2 separate regions of the Homo sapiens genome follow, and region 1 is linked to region 2. A link is a loop called in an ENCODE intact Hi-C map of the cell type or tissue named here. Cell type or tissue: heart left ventricle. All regions are shown on one strand. Links, peaks and the distances in the headings refer to the core of each region. The heading gives the core; the rest is flanking DNA.

Region 1 (8,332 bases), core at 82-8,081, 47 kb after region 2:
GGGCACCAGGCCACCAAAGCCAGGTTCAGTGTGGGGAGTGAGGGGAGGACACACGTGGTCAAGGAACTAGAGTTCAGTTTGTGAACCTCCATGGCAGAGTTCTGTCCAAAGTACTATGGGAGCAGAGACAACAAAGTAAATAATGTTGTTCAGGGAAAGGTCGAGAGAGTGGGATTCGAGTTGGGTTTTAGACAGTGAATAAGCTGTCACTAGATGGAGAAGGAAGAGGAAAGAGGAAGGAAGCAGAGGAAGGAAGGGAGGGAGGAGTCGGAACACATGGGCAGAGGCTTAGTGGGTGGGAATAGGCTGTTTGAAGGAGGACACACGTCTGGGGTGTCTGGGGTGTAAGCATCACGATGACTGCGGTGTAGGGACTGAACCCAGGTATGTGAATGACCTAATATTCCCTGCAGAGAGTGAGAAGCTCTGTGGATTTATAAGAGGGATATTGGCCAGGGAAAAACTATAGGAGGGGGCCAGGCATAGTTGCTCACACCTATAAACCCAGTGCTTTCAGAGGCCAAGGCAGGAAGATCCATTGAGCTCAAGGTTCAAGACCAGCCTGGGCAACATAAGGAGACTCTGTCTCTACAAAATATTTAAAAATTATCTGGGTATGGTGGTGCACACTTGTAATCCCAGTGACTCAGGAGGCTGAGGCAGGAGGATTGCTTGGGCCTGGGAGGCTGAGGCTGCAGTGAGCTGTGATCGCACCACTGCACTCCAGCCTGAGTGATGGAGCGAGACCCTGTTGAAAAAAAAAAAAAAAGCCAGTGGTGGTGGCATGCGTTTATAGTCCCAGCTACTCAGGAGGCTGAGTTGGGAGGATCACTTGAGCCCAGGAGGTTTAGGCTGCAGTGAGCCAAGATTGAACCACTGCACTCCAGTCTGGGTGACACAGAAACACCTTGTCTCAGAAAACAAACAGGCTGGGCACAGTGGCTCAAGCCTGTAATCCCAGCACTTTGGGAGGCTAAGGTGGGTAGATCACCTGGGGTCAGGAGTTCGAGACCAGCCTGAACAACATGGTGAAACCCCATCTCCATTAAAAATACAAAAATTAGCTGAGCGTGGTGGCGGGCGCCTGTAATCCCAGCTACTCAATAAGCTGAGGCAGGAGAATCACTTCAACCTGGAGGCGGAGGTTGCAGTGAACCAAGATCGCGCCACTGCATTCCAGCCTGGGTGACAGAGTGAGACTCTGTCTCAAAAACAAAAACAAAAACAAAACAAAACAACAACAAAAACAAAACAATACAAAAAGCCAAAACTATAGGAGAGGAGGGAAGGAGGCGAGGAATTTGCTGACATGGAGTCTCTGCTCTGAAAGTTAGACGTGAAGTCCGTGGCTAGGCTGGTTGCATCAGATGAGGCTGGCTGACATCTCCCAAGATATCTCAAGATGGTTTATTGGTGAATTCACCCCACTCCAAGGGAGAAGCCTGAATCAGAAACCAGATTCCTCAGCTCACCAATGGGAATTGTCTTTCAGGGAAGGTCTATATATACCAAAATTACACCTGAAGGTCAATCTGTTGATTTACTGTAACTGTCAAAGCAAAAGTAATTCTTATTAGAATGTCAATTAGTTCATTTACAAAAAGAGATGTAAGTGATGTGTCCATTTTCTTCCCATCACCATGATGTGGTGGGAAGCTGGCCTGTCGAGCTGGGAATCAGAACCAGCAGTTGGTCACAATATAGCTTCAATAAGGCCCGATGACTCCATGTGCATGGCTAAAGTGCCTCTAGGACAGGACGTGTCCTGGCCCTGGCCAGGTCCTCTGCTCCAAATGTGGCTGATTGTCACTGTCAGGGCAGGCTCTGTGATGCTCTCTTTCTGAGGGAGACGGGGTCTTCTCACTCTGTCGCCCAGGCTGTAGTGCAGTGGCATGATCTTGGCTAACTGCAGCCTCTGCCTCCCAGGCTCAAATGATCCTCCCACCTCAGCCTCCCTAGTAGCTGGGACCACAGGTGCATGTCACCATCCTGGCTAATTTTTTTTTTTTTTTTTGGTATTTTTGTAGAGAGAGGGTTTTGCCATGTTGCCAGGCTGGTCTCGAACTCCTGGACTCAAGTGATCTGCCTGCCTCAGCCTCCCAAAGTGCTGGAATTATAGGTGAGACACTGTGCCTGGCCCCTTTCTGCACCTTCTGATGGACACATTCTTTATGTCTTAGACTCTCTAGTCAGCTTCCTCTTGGGAGGCTTGGAACTGAACTACCATCTCCAGAGTTCTCCCAACCTTGGCTACACAGTAGAATCACCCGGGGAAATTTAAAAGCCAGTCATGTCTGTGGTTTGCCCCCAGAGGCTCTGATCATATCAGGCTGAGGCGCAGTCCGAGTATGTGGAGTTTTACAAGCTTCCCAGGTGATTTCAATGTGCAGTCAAGGTTGAGCACCTTTGTGAAAAGCAGCTCTGCATATTTCTGCCCTTGTCATTTGAGTGATGACTTTGCTCTGAGAGGGTCACTTAATATGGATCAGGTGCCAAGGGTTTCTCAAGCATTACCTTGTTTCATTCTTTTTTTTTTTCTTACAATATTCAGATGAGTCTGATACCTTGTTTAATTCTTCAAACAGGCCTACCAGGCAGTGGAAAAAGAGCCACGGCCCAGGGAAGGCCGTGAGGTGTAATTCTGCAAAGATCTGGGTTCACTCCCAGCCCCACCTTTTACCAGCCAGATGACTGTGGGCATGTTTCCTAATCTCTCTGAATTGTAGTTTCTGCATCTGTGAAATGGGTGTAATTAACATCTGCCTTTCAAGGTTGTTATGCGGATTAAGTGAAACAAAGATGGAAATTATCTGGCCCAGAGTATTCTGTCCTGTACTGGCTTTTCCTTCTCAATAGGAGAATTGGGAGTGACAGACATCACATTCCTTGGAGGTCCTCGAGAAAGGGAGAATTCCCCATCATATTCTGACCCGGAGATGTAAAGTTAAGAGGCATAAGGGGCTGGGTACTGTGGCTCATGCTTGTAATCCTAGCACTTTGGGAGGCCAAGGCAGATGGAATGCCTGAGCTCAGGAGTTTGAGACCAGCCTGGGCAACATGGCGAAACCCCATTTCTACTAAAAATACAAAAATTTGCTGGGGATGGTGGTGCGTGCCTGTAGTCCCAGCCATTTGGGAGGCTGAGGCTCAAGAATCGCTTAAGCCCGGGAAGCAGAGGTTGCAATGAGCCGAGATCATGGCACTTGCACTCCAACCTGGGCAACAGAGCAAAACTCCGTCTCAAAAAAAAAAAAAGTGGTATAAGAGACATGCAGCATGGAGGTGTTTGAGACCCGGGCCCTACTGAGAATGCTACAGCCTCTTTCCCTTCATATGATGAGGTTTCTGTGGCAGCTACAGGGAAGCTGGGGCCAGAGGGTCTGAGAGAAGAAGCAACAGCCTCTGAGAGGGAGATGAGGGGCAGATGGAGGGCCTCGGGCCAGCTCCCACTTCCAAGAACCATCAGAGAGGTTTTCTTGTTCCAGCAGCATCTCCCCTGGGCCAAGCCAGTCGGGGGGCCATGTCTGTCTGTCTGGGACCCACTGTCTCCCCCGCCAGCACCTAGCACAGTACCTAGTGGACAAATTCTATTTTTATTTTTTTTTGAGACGGAATTTTGCTCTTGTTGCCCAGGCTGGAGTACAATGGTGCAATCTCAGCTCACTGCAACCTCTGCCTCCTGGGTTCAAGCGATTCTCCTGCCTCAGCCTCCCGAGTAGCTGGGATTACAGGCACCTGCTACCACGGTCAGCTAATTTTTTGTATTTTTAATAGAGACAGGGTTTCATCATGTTGGCCAGGCAGGTCTCGAACTGCTGACCTCAGGTGATCCACCCACGTCGGCCTCCCAAAGTGCTGGGATTACAGTTGTGAGCCACTGCGCCCGGCCCCTAGTGGACAAATTCTACCACTGATGTCAAAGAAAATTAAACTGCAGCCTCAGCACTGCTGCAGGCAGCCCCGAATGTTTCCTCTTGAGCCTCCAGAGTGCATCTGCCCCAGACACTCATTTGCCATCTGACCAAGGAAGGCAAGAGGGTGATGGGGACACTTTTCTAGGCCAGAATATGGAGAGAGCATCTGGACGTCAAAGTCTTATGTCTTTTTTTTTTTAGACAAGGCTGGGGTACTCTGTCCTTCAGGCTGGGGTACGGTGGTATAATAATAGCTCACTGCAGCCTCGGACTCCTGGGCTTGTCACTTGATCCTCCTATCTCAAGCTTCCCAAGTAGCTAGAACTATAAGCATGTGCCACCACGGTCGGCTAATTTTAATAATTTTTTGTAGAGACAGAATCTCACTCTGTTGCTCAGGCTGACCTTGAACTCCTGGCCTCAAGCGATCCTCCTGCCCCAGCCTCCCAAAGCGCTGGGATTACAGGCACGAGTCACCCTGCCTGGCTAGGATTCCAGTGTCTTCAGATAGTTCCTTTGATGCGTAACAGGTAGGCTGTGGTTGGACCTTCCAGTGTCAGAGAAATCTACCAAGGCCTAAAAAGCTTTTGAGTGATTTAAATACATTATCACTTTCCAGATGAAGAAATGGGTTCAGATGGGGTGCTTACTCACGGCCACAGAAACCCTAAGGATGAGCCCAGCTGACTCCCTGAATCCCTTTTAGCTCTGAGCCTGTGAGTTGGCCATGTAAAAGCCATTGTCCAAAGCCAAGATCCAACTGGGTCATTCTTCCACTTGATAGCAAATTGGAACCAACCCAATTGCCCAATGGGGAATGATTTGTTTACTATCGACTTGATAGAGTACCTCTTATCCTTTAAAAACCATCCATTTGGCTGGGTGCAGTGGCTCATGCCTGTAATCCTAGCACTTTGAGAGGCCTAGGCGAGTGGATTACCTGAGGTCAGGAGTTTGAGACAACCTGGCCAACATGACAAAACCCTGTCTCTACTAAAAATACAGAAATTAGCCAGGCGCGATGGCGGGTGCCTGTAATCCCAGCTACTCAGGAGGCTGAGGCAGGAGAATCGCTTGAACCCAGGAGGCTGAGTTTGCAGTGAGCGGAGATCGTGCCACTGCACTCCAGCCTGGGCAACAGAGCGAGACTTCATCTCAAAAAAAAAAATCCATTTGAGTATTACATGACAACCTGTAAAGATGCTTATGATTAATATTAAATGGAAAAAGTAGAATACAAAAGTGTATTTAGACTGTGCTTACCTAACTAGGTAAACGCATGAGTGCATAGAGACAAGAACTGCAGTTTCACTTAGGTGAATGACAACGGGATGTTGGAAGGAGATTTGGGTGTCTTTAAATTATTGTCACATTGTTTTTCATGCAGCTTAAAGGTCTGGATCATCACTGCTTACAGATGAAGTACACACTGCCTCGCATGGCCTCCAAGGCTCTGCTCACCCCACCCCCAATCAGCCTTTGCCATTCTGCCACCCTCACCCCATGCTCCAACCATTGGGGCATTCACAGAACCACGAGCCTTCGTGCCTCTGTCACTGCCAGAACACTGTATTCCGCAGTCCACTACTTGACTAAATTCAGCTCATTCACCACTTCAAATGTCACTCCCCAACTCCCAACAAAAAAGATACAGAAGAAACTCACCATATTATTTGACTTCAGGGAGGAACTATTATCAGATGTGGGATGGAGACATAAACCCTTTTCTGAAATACAATTTTATTGAGCTATAAGTCACATACTGTATCATTCGCCCATTTAAAGTACATAATTCAATGGTTTCCATGGTGTTTGGTACATTCACAGAATTATGCAACCATGACCAGACACAAGTTCTTTTGTGCCTTTAGGATTTCGAACATGTGAATGTATTACTAATTGAATTAAATAAATGAATCCAATTAAACACACATAACCATCACTTCCTCTCTGAAGTCCTCCCAGACTCCCACCAGGGATAGATGGCTCCTCATTCTGTGCCCCACTTGTCTGTCATAGCTCTTTTTTTTTTGACAGAGTTTCACTCTTGTTGCCCAGGCTGGAGTGCAATGGCACGATCTCGGCTCATCACAACGTCCACATCCTGGGTTCAAGTGATTCTCCTGCCTCAGCCTCCCAAGTAGCTGGGATTACAGGCATGCACCACCACGCCTGGCTAATTTTGTATTTTTAGTAGAGACAGGGTTTCTCCATATTGGCCAGGCTGGTCTCAAACTCCTGACCTCATGTGATCCACCCGCCTTGGCCTCCCAAAGTGCTGAAATTATAGGTGTGAGCCACTGTGCCCGGCCAGTGTTTTTGTTTATAAAAAGACCTCTCCGCAGCCCAGACTCTGAGCTCTTTGAAGGCAAGTATGAAGAGAGTCATTTTTCTGTACCAATGCAAGTCTGGCATTCAGGAAGAGTCCCAGAAACGTTCGATGAGTGAATGAAGTTTTCTTTGCATCCGTGTAGATGGGGCATGGTAGGAGAGGCCAGAGGATGACCCAGCCCTCCTCACTTTGATCCTCATCTCCACTCCAACTCCACCTTCCCCCTTCCTCATCTTGTTCCTTATCCTGTCCCCTCCCCATCACCAACCTCCCCCCTATTCCCTCTCCACCCCCTCTCATTTCCATCCTGCTCCATCCCCACCCCCACTCTGTTCTCCAAATCCATTCCCATTTTGACCTCCATCCATCTTTATTTCTTGAATAGACCCAGTTTTCTGAAATGCAAAGATGTATTGCTGGCCTCTTAGAAATAGCAGTGGGAGCTCTGTGGGCTCAGAGACACCCTCTTCTCCTGAGTGTTCCTCCCTCCACCATGACATCACTATGAAGGCAATTTTATTTACCACAACAAATATTACTATAGAATTAACAGGGGCCCAACACATGGCAGGGACTGGAAAATACTTGCTGAATGAGTAAAGGACTTGTGAGTCTCTGGGGCAGCTGAATGAGACTGTTTCCATCACAGGACCCAGACGGGGAGGAGGAATGCCAGAGAAGCTGCAGACTCTCCGGCCACGGAGCCTGAGTGGAGCAGAGGTGGCCCACTGTCAGCCACAGGTCAAGTGTCAGGGTGGGGACGGGGCAGGCTCCACCAGAAGGCGGGGGCAGGCTCCACCAGAAGGCGGGGCCAGACCACAGGGCAAGGTGGAGATGAGTCTGTGGCACCCCCAGGAAGTTTACCAGATTTGCCCCAGAGCTTCTGACCCTTTGGATCTCTCTGGGCTGCATTCTTCAGGGTCCCATTGCTTCTTTCTTGAAGGTGGAAGGAAATGTTCCCATCAGAGCCTTCCAACAGGCCACCTTGGGGGCTTCTCCTGAGAGCTCCTTGTGCACACACCCCTTCAGGGTGGCTTGGGTTGCGCCCTCAGACCCCAGTGGGGGGCCGTATGGCATCCTCCTTGGTCAGCAAGTGAGCCACAGCAGCAGGCCCCTCACAGACCTCAGCCTGGGGCCACAGGTCCCTTCTCCCCATCTCCGCATCTGGAGAAGCAACCTGTGGAGCAGCCAAGAGTGGCAGCCCTGGCTCTCTACAGCATTCATTTTCAGGGCAAGACAGAGCATTTCCACTATTATGCTCCCCCCCCCGGCCTTTTTTTTTTTTTTTTGAGACAGGGTCTCACTCTGTTGCCCAGGCTGGAGTGCGGTGGCGCAATCATGGCTCACTGCAGCCTCGACCTTCTGGGGTCAAGTGATCCTCCCAATTCAGCCTCCAAATTTCTTTAAACAAAAAAAAATGCAAGAAAGGCAAAACAAGATATTTATCTGGGCTGAGAGGGTAAAGAGAAGCTCTATCTTTGAGCTGAGACACAAAATGGAAAGAAGAGGCAGCAGCAGCGGCAGTAGCAGTTCTGCCTTTCCAAACCTTCCCTATCTAAGTGCTTTCAAGATATGCTGAAAGTCATGAATTGAAGTGTGGTTCCCACGGCTTTAGTCCTTGTATGAAGGTCCTTTTGCTAGAACTTACTTCCTTTCCAGCCCATATGGTTGACCTGGGGGTCCAGGCAGTTCTCAAGGGAACCACAGGATTCCATGTGATCTGGGATCCCAGTTGATGATCCCTCTTCTGGTCACAAGCTGAATTGGACCCAAATCTGCACCCTAAACTCCCCTCTTGCCAGATCCTGCCCAGTCAGTGCCGTCCCCTCAGACTGGGTGGGCAGCCTGGGCTTCCTGCTGAGACGGGACCCCCCCCTCTCTTCTTGATCTCACTCCCAGGAAAGACACTGAAGGAGCAGAGGTGTGGACGCCACATACTGGGTAAGTTTCTCTTGCCTTGACACACCTGAGAAAGCTTGGTGTTTGAGCCCTACCTCCCCCTTACCTTACTCCCACTCCCAAATCCCCTCCTGGAAATTGTCCCGGTTCTTATTTATGCCTATACAAAGTCCACAGCCCATGACGG
Region 2 (8,332 bases), core at 33-8,032:
GTGGAGGTTGCAGTGAGCCGAGATCACGCCACTGCACCCCAGCTTGGGCAACAGAGTGAGACTCTGTCTCAAACCCCCCCACCCCCAAAACAAACAAAAAAAACTAACAAAAAACCCTGTGTTCTCATGGCAAGTCGTTTGTTACTTGCCAGGCGAACCAACCTCATTTTTTTCTTTCTGGTAACAGTGGCGGCAGCAGGGGCACTTGAGGAGCTCAGGCAGCCCATGTGTGTGTTCTGGTGCTTCAGGACTGAGTGCAGCTCTGGATGTTGTGATTATAGCTCAGCCTTTGCTTACTCATTTCTCTTAGAGGATGAGCCTAAAAGTAGGCTTGAATCTTAAACCTTTTTTTTAAATTAAAAAATTGGTTTTTTGATTGTTTAGTTAGGCAGCAGAGGAGTCTTCTTGTTTTTATGGGACGGTTGATTAAGTTTAACCACCCAGAAAGAAATGTTTCTCATTAAGAAACATTAGGCTGGTCCGATGGTAGTGGGTCATCAGAACTTATTAACATTAGTGTCACTAAAGTTGGTATACAACCCCCCATTGCTAAATTTCACTGGATTAAGAAAAAAAGAAACATTAGTTAAGAATAAAACAAAACACAGTTACCTGCCAGGTTTTTTTTTTTTTTTGCAATTGAGTCTTGCTCTCTCACCCAGGCTGGAGTGCAGTGGCAACGATCTCAGCTCACTGTAACCTCCAACTCCCGGGTTCAAGAGATTCTCCTGACTCAGCCTCTCGAGTAGCTGGGACTACAGGCGCCCGCCACCACACCTGGTTAATTTTTTTGTATTTTTAGTAGAGATGGGGTTTCACTGTTTTAGCCAGGATGTTCTCAATCGCCTGACCTTGTGATCCATCCACCTTGGCCTCCCAAAGTGCTGGGATTACAGGCGTGAGCCACTGCGCCCGGCCAAAAATGTTTTTTTAAAAAGAAAAGAAATTAGTGAAAGCATGAACTTTGGAGTCCACAGTTTTCACCCTGCCATTTTGATTGTGTGTTTTAACTCAGGTGACAAGGTGACATTTTCTCATAAATACATTTAAATCAGCATTCTACCAACACTGATGACTTTTCATTAAAACTCTATAAATTGCAGATTAATACACAAAACCACAAAGCAGAATAGTACAACTGACTCTTTTTTTTTTTTTTTTTTTGAGACAGAGTCTTCTTGTCTTGTGGCCCAGGCTGGAGTGCAGTAGTGCAATCAGAACTTATTGTAAACTCTAACTTCTGGGCTCAAAGGATTCTTCTGCCTCAGCCTCTCAAGTAGCTGGGATTATAGGTGCAAGCCACCACACCAGGCAATTGACTTTTAATATTTCTCACGTTTCTTTTTAACCTTTAGAGAAATCTCTGATGTATCTGATGAAATTTTTGTCTGCAGTTCAGTAGCTCTTTCAGTTTCATATTGATTTTTGATACTCTCTTCAAGAGGCATTGATGGATCTAGAAAAAAAAAGGTTTTTCATATTCTCAGTATTCTTTTTTTTTTTTTTTTTTTTGAGATGGAGTTTCACTCTTGTTGCCCAGGCTGGAGTGCAATGGTGCGATCTCGGCTCACTGCAATCTCTGCCTCCCAGGTTCAAGTGATTCTTCTGTCTCAGTCCCCGAGTAACTGGGATTACAGGCATGTGCCACCATGCCCAGCTAATTTTTGTATTTTTAGTAGAGACGGGGTTTCATCACATTGGTCGGTCTGGTCTTGAACTCCTGACCTCAGGTGATCAGCCCACCTTGGCCTCCCAAAGTGCTGGGATTACAGGCGTGAGCCACCACGCCCGGCCTACTTCTTTTTTCAAAATGTTAGCTTCAGTTATTTGTTTCTTTTGTAATTTCGTATTTTTGTGTTTTTTTGTAGAGATAGAGTCTCCCTATATTGCCCAGGCAGGTCTTGAACTCCTGGGCTCAAGTGATCCTCCTGCCTCAGCCTCCCAAAGTGCTGGGATTACACATGCGAGCCACTGTGCCTTGGCCCTCAGTTATTTCTGGATGATGAGATTGGAGTGATTTTTAGTTTCATCTTTATACTTTTCAGTAGTTTCCAACATTTCTGAATGAAATGATCTTCTTTGTAATTCATTTGTGTGATACTTTTCTAATGACAAAAAGCAAGATAAAGAGCCAGGTATGGTGACGTGCACCTACGTAATCCTAGCTGCTCAGGAGGCTGTGGCAGGAGGATCACTCAAGCCCAGGAGTTCGAGAGCAACCTGAGCATCATAACAAGACTCTGTCTCAACAAAAAAAATTAAGTTAAAATACTCTGTCAGAGCAATAAAGACCTTAAACTTCCCAAATGTCAACTCAGTAAAACAACAACAAAGTTCCCTGAGACTCTCTCAGTTATGATTTTACTCCCGAAGCAGTCACTGTCTTGGAAGGATGACTGGCTCTCAGGAGGCTGCCTCAAACGATGCATGTGAAATTCATGTAGGCTTCCAGTGTGTGTGTATGTGTGTTTTGGGGTTGTGTTTCCTGCTGTTTATAACAGGAGGATAGTCTGGTCAACCAGAACAAGGAGACCAAGCCAACAGACATCACCATCAGCAAAGGGACGGTATAATGGCGGTTGGCAAGGCAAATGAGGGCTAGTAAAGGAAATGCAATTATAGTGAGGGTGAAGATTAAATCTCTATGCAGGAATATTGCAGATAAAATAAATGAAAACAATTATATCTTTTTTTTCTTTTATAGAGAGGGGGTTGCGGTATGTTACCCAGGCTGGTCCTGAACTCTGGGTCTCAAGCAATTCTCCCGTCTTGCCTTCTAGTGTTGGGATTGCAGGCATGAGCCACCGGGCCTGGCCTGAAAATATTTTATATTGAATAAAAAATTACAACATAGAGTTCAATTGGAAACATTATTGTGAACCCATAAGCTTTAAGAGAAATATAATTTCCTGGCTCTGACCCTAAAATACAGTTCATTAACAGCATTTCTTTTTCTTTTTCTTTTTTCTTTTTTTGAAATGGAGTCTCGCTCTGTTGCCAGGCTGGACTGTAGTGGCTCAATCTTGGCTCACTGAACCTCTGCCTCCCAGGTTCAAGTGATTCTCCTCCCTCAGCCTCCTGAGTAGCTGGGATTATAGGCATCTGCCTAATTTTTGTATTTTTAGTAGAGATGGGGTTTCACCATAATGGCCAAGCTGGTCTTGAGCTCCTGACCTCATGATCCACCTGCCTCAGCCTCCCAAAGTACTGGGATTACAGGCGTGAGCCACCATGCCCTGGCCACAGCATTTCTTTTCCTTCTTCTTTTTTTTTTTTTCCTTTTTGAGATGAAGTCTCTCTCTGTTGCCCAGGCTGGAGTGCAGTGGCATGATCTCAGCTCACTGCAACCTCCGCCTCCTGGGTTCAAGCAATTCTCCTGGCTCAGCCTCCTGAGTAGCTGGGATTACAGGCACACACCACCACGCCCAGCTAATTTTTTGTATTTTTAGTAGATATGGGGTTTCCCCATGTTGGCCAGGCTGGTCTCGAACTCCTGACCTCAGGTGATCCTCCTGCCTCAGCCTTCCAAAGTGTTGGGATTACAGGCTAGGCCACTGCACCTAGCCCATTAACAGCATTTCTTCTGCTAACCTCCCACTCTCGTGCACCCATCAAAAGGAAATGAGACTTCTTAGTGGGTGGCTGATTCTGTGTCTTGGAACAAGGAAAATTTGGAATGGGCCTAGAACACAAGGATTTTAGGCCAGCAATGGTAGAAGGATAAGGAAGCCACTGTCCAAATTGCAACAATTTGACATCAAAAAAGGAACATAGTAATTATGTTTATTTATAATTGACAATTATGATTAAAATAAGTTCAGTGTGTGAAAGACCTCAAAATAAAAAAAAGTTGATATATGATTTTCTGATATATGACATATGATTTTTCTCTGCTTTTATGATATTTGAAGCATCATAAAGGGGACGCGGAGCTGGAGTGTCACAGGGGCTGAGGCAATGTAATTGGTTAAGCCACCAGTAGGGTGTGTGATCACCAACAAAAAGAAAAAGTCCTACACTGAAAGCCCATGGGGTTGAAGCAGGATTTGGTTCACGCTAGAACTTCTGAGAGTCAGTGTGTATCTTGATAAACAGCAACAGAGCTTAGTCATGAGTTCCCTGTAACTGGCTGCTCAGAGAGTTTGCTCCCCACCTCCTGGGGAGAACTTACCTGGGAAGAGGCCAATGTTTCTATCTAAGCCTGTCCCGTCCTCTGAGTTTCCAACCTTCTAATTTCACGTTGGGAGTGCCTCCGAACATGTTTTTGCTGAGTCATTTGTGGAGCTCTAGAATTGTTGAACCTATCATTTGTTTTCCAAGTTAGGGGCAAACAGTAATATATTGCTCATTTATTATTCAACCAAGATATCTGGAGTCCTCCTCATGTGTTAGGCCAGGGCTAGGCACAGGGTTTAAGTGCAAGAGTGAGCAAAGCAGGCATGGAGCTGCACTCATGGGGCCTAGTCTAGTGGGGAAGACGGACATGATCCAAATAATCACAAAGTGACGTTTGGTAGAGAGCAAAGTAAAAGGGGTGCTTTGGCAGGCCCAGAAGAGGAACTTGATCATGACTCATGGTGGGTGGGCAGGGAGGCTTCCTTGAGAAAGTGATACCAATGTGGAGGACTGAATTATGTGAAGAGGCAGAAGAGTGTTCTAAGAAGGGGGGTGTGTAAAAGCCCAAGCTCGGAGGAGGGCTGGAGTGTGTTGCATTGGAGGAACCAAGATGACATTGGCTGTGCTTTGTGGAATGAGGTGAAGGAGACCAGGTGAGGTGCGGTAGACAAGGTCCAGCTGAGGTAAGCTTTCAGAGGCCATATAAAGATTTTTTTTTTTTTGGTAAGAGCATTATTGAGATATAATTCACACACCACAAAATTCACACATTTAAAATGCACAATTTGGTAGCCAGTTGAGGTAGCTCATGCCTGTAATCCCAGCACTTTGGGAAGCAGAGACAGGTGGATCACTTGAGGCCAGGAGTTCAAGACCAGCCTGGCCAACATACTGAAACCCCGTCTCTACTAAAAATACAATTAGTTGGGTATGGTGGCACATGCCTGTAATCCCAGCTACTTGGGAGGCTGAGGCAGGAGAATCACTTGAATCCAGGAGGTGGAGGTTGCAGTGAGCTGAGATTGCGCCACTGCACTCCAGTCTGGGGCAACAGAGAGAGACTCCATCTCAAAAAGAAAAAAAAAAGAAAAGAAAAGAAAAGAAATGCTGTGGCTGGGGTGCGGTGGCTCACACCTGTAATCCCAGCACTTTGGGAGGCCAAGGTGGGTGGATCACTTGAAGTCAGGAGTTTGAGACCAGCCTGGCCAACATTGTGAAACGCCATCTCTACTAAAAATATAAAAATTAGCCTGGTGTGGTGGTGGGTGCCTGTAATCCCAGCTACTCGGGAGGCTGAGGCAGGAGAATTGATTGAACCTGGGAGGCGGAAGTTGCAGTGACCTGAGATCACACCATTGCACTCCAGCCTGGGGGATGAGAGCAAAACTCTGTCTCAAAAAAATAAAATAAAATAAATAAATAATGTACAATTCAGCCGGGCATGGTGGCTCATGCCTATAATCCCAGCACTTTGGGAAGCCAAGGTGGGAGGATTGCTTGAGGCCAGGAGTTTGAGATCAGCCTGAGCAACACAGTGCAACTTCATCTCTATGAAAAATTAAAAAGTTACCCAGGCATTGTGGTATCTACCTGTATTCCCAACTACTCTGGAGGCTAAGTTGGGAGGATCTCTTGAGCCCAGGAGGTTGAGGCTGCAGTGAGCTATGACCATGCCACCGTGCTCCAGCCTGGGTAATAGAGTGAGACTCTCTCAAAAAAAAAAAAAAAAAAGAAAGAAATTAAAAAAAGAAAAAAATACAATTCATTGGTTTTTAGTATATTCACAGAGTTGTACATAACCACAGTCAATTTGAGAACATTTTCGTCACCCTAAAAAAAAAACCCTGCAGCCTTCAGCAGTCACTCTCCATTTCCCCCAAACATCTAGCCTTAGGCAACCACCAATCTACTTTCTGTCTCTATGGATTTGCCGATTCTGGACATTTCTATAAATGGAATTATATGGTATGTGATCTTTTGTGCCTTGCTTCTTTCACTTAGTATAATGTTTTCAAGGTTCATCCACACTCTAGCATGTATTCATACTTCATTCCTTCCATGGCCAAATAATATTGCACTCTATGGCTAGGCTATATTTTGTTTATTTATCATTAGTTGATGGACATTCAGGTTGTTTCTGCTTTTTAGCTATTATGAATAATCCTGCTCTGAATATTCATGTACAAGTTTTTTTCCTTTTTAAAATTTATGTATGTATTAATTTAAAAATGGAGAGATGGGTAGAAAATAAAAGATGAAGGAAAAAGATACAAAAAGAAGTGAGACCAGACAGGGTGGCTCACTCCTGTAATCTCAGTACTTTGGGAGGCCGAGGCGGGTGTATTACTTAAGGTCAGGAGTTCAAGACCAGCCTGACCAACATGGTGAAACCCAGTCTCTACTAAAAACATAAAAATTAGCCATATGTGGTGGTGTGTGCTTGTAATCCCAGCTACTCGGGAGGCTGAGGTAGAAGAATTGCTTGAACCTGGGAGGTGGAGGTTTCAGTGAGCTGAGATTAAGCCACTGCATTCTAGCCTGGGCAACAGAGCAAGACTCCGTCTTAAAAAAAAAAAAAAAAAGCAGAAATGAAAAAACACACAAAAAAGCAAAAAATAAAGACGGGGGTCTCACTACGTTGCTCAGGCTGGTCTTATATTCCTGGACTCAAGCAATCCTATCTCTTCGGCCTTCCAAAGTGCTGGAATTACAGGCATGAGCCACGGCGCCTGGCCAAGTTTTTCATAATAAAGATTTATATCCTAAGAACAGTGATAATCCATTAAAAAGTTTCAAGCAAGAGTGTGATATCAGATTTTGGGTTTAAAAAGATCACTCCATCAGTCTTCTGGTGAATGGATATGAAAAGGGCGAGAGTGAATGCAGGGAACATTTACGAAGCCCATTGCAGCTGGACTCGTTGGTTCACACCTGTAATCCCAGAACTTTGGGAGGCCGAGGCAGGTAGATCACCTGTGGTCAGAAGTTCTAGGCCAGCCTGGCCAACATGGTGAAACCCCGTCTCTACTAAACATATAAAAATTAGCTGGGCGTGGTGACATGGGCCTGTAATCCTAGCTACTTGGGAGGCTGAGGCAGGAGAATGACTTGAACCTGGGAGGCGGAGGTTGCAGTGAGCCAAGATCAGCCTGGGCAACAAGGTGAAACTCCGTCTCAAAAAAAAAAAAAGAAAAAAAGAAGGCCATTGCAGGCCATTGCCATTGATGGTGGTGACTTTTATCTGGGGTAGGCAGCAGTAGAAATGGCAAGAAATGGCAGATTTTAGAGATATTTAAGGGGTAAAAGTAAGAGGATTTGATGGATGGAGGATGGATGGGAAGGAGGAAGATAGCGTGTGGATGGATGGACTTACCATTCACTGAGATACAGAATTGTAGAGATGACCAGGTTTGGGGTAAAATATTAAGAACCTAAACTGGGTGTGGTGGCTCACACCTGTAATCCTAGCACTTTGAGAGGCTGAGGCAGGAGGATCATTTGAGTCTAGGTGTTCAAGACCAGCCTGGGCAACATAGAGAGCCCTTGTCTTTACAAAAAAAAAAAATTTTTTTTTGTTTGAAAAGGAGTTTCACTCTTGTTACCCAGGTTGGAGTGCAGTGGCGCAATCTCAGCTCACTGCAATCTCTGCCTCCCAGGTTCAAGTGATTCTCCTGCCTCAGCCTCCCAAGTAGCTGGGATTACAGGCATGCACCACCACATTTGGCTAATTTTTTGTACTTAGTAGAGACAGGGTTTCACCATGTTGGCCAGACGGATCTTGAACTCCTGACCTCAGGTGATCCATCTGCCTCGGCCTCCCAAAGTGCTGAGATTACAGGCGTGAGCCTCCGCGCTCGGCCTATACTAGCTATTTTAATTCCAGAAATGTCTGGAATATAGCAGATGCTTGATAAATACTTGTGAAATGAACGAATTGTTCCAGCTGAAAAATTATTAAATTAAAAGATGGACCCTGCTTACATAAGTGGTAATCATAAGGGATTTTATGAACAAATAATTTGAAACCTTTAGAGTTAAAAATTTCTTATTACAGTAATAAAGATGTTAACTTTAAGTTGACAGTAATCTAAGTGTTCTGTTAATTGAATGATCAACTTGTTGGCTGTCAGAGAAGGAAGGAAACGAGTAGATTGGCACTAAGACATTCAAAGCCCCAGCAGGAAGCTGAGGCTCAGCAGAGCCAAGGAGTCAAGGG

Evidence for each region. A loop is a pair of places that touch in the nucleus more often than their neighbours do. Peaks named below come from ENCODE experiments on the same cell type or tissue, not always from the same donor. Only the 100,000 strongest peaks of a DNase experiment are listed, where the experiment ranks them.
Region 1: it touches region 2 in a loop (2.5-fold over the local background); 10 of 110 quality-filtered maps call a loop at or near these places.

Annotation. Positions count from the first base shown.
Region 1 is chr17:42,878,382-42,886,713 of GRCh38, reverse strand. It overlaps LINC00671 (long intergenic non-protein coding RNA 671), which reads left to right. Exons shown (of 6, transcript NR_027254.1): 3 at 2,028-2,119; 4 at 6,896-8,187. Among named protein-coding and RNA genes, the nearest start is that of LINC00671, 16 kb to the left of the region's middle. In heart left ventricle, for the core only: a CTCF peak has its summit at 8,017; no DNase peak of the experiment used is centred there; H3K27ac peaks cover 81 bases.
Region 2 is chr17:42,925,084-42,933,415 of GRCh38, reverse strand. It overlaps the pseudogene RNY4P2. Among named protein-coding and RNA genes, the nearest start is that of G6PC1, 28 kb to the right of the region's middle. RefSeq lists enhancers at 4,352-4,501, 4,391-4,967. In heart left ventricle, for the core only: a CTCF peak has its summit at 3,969; no DNase peak of the experiment used is centred there; H3K27ac peaks cover 233 bases.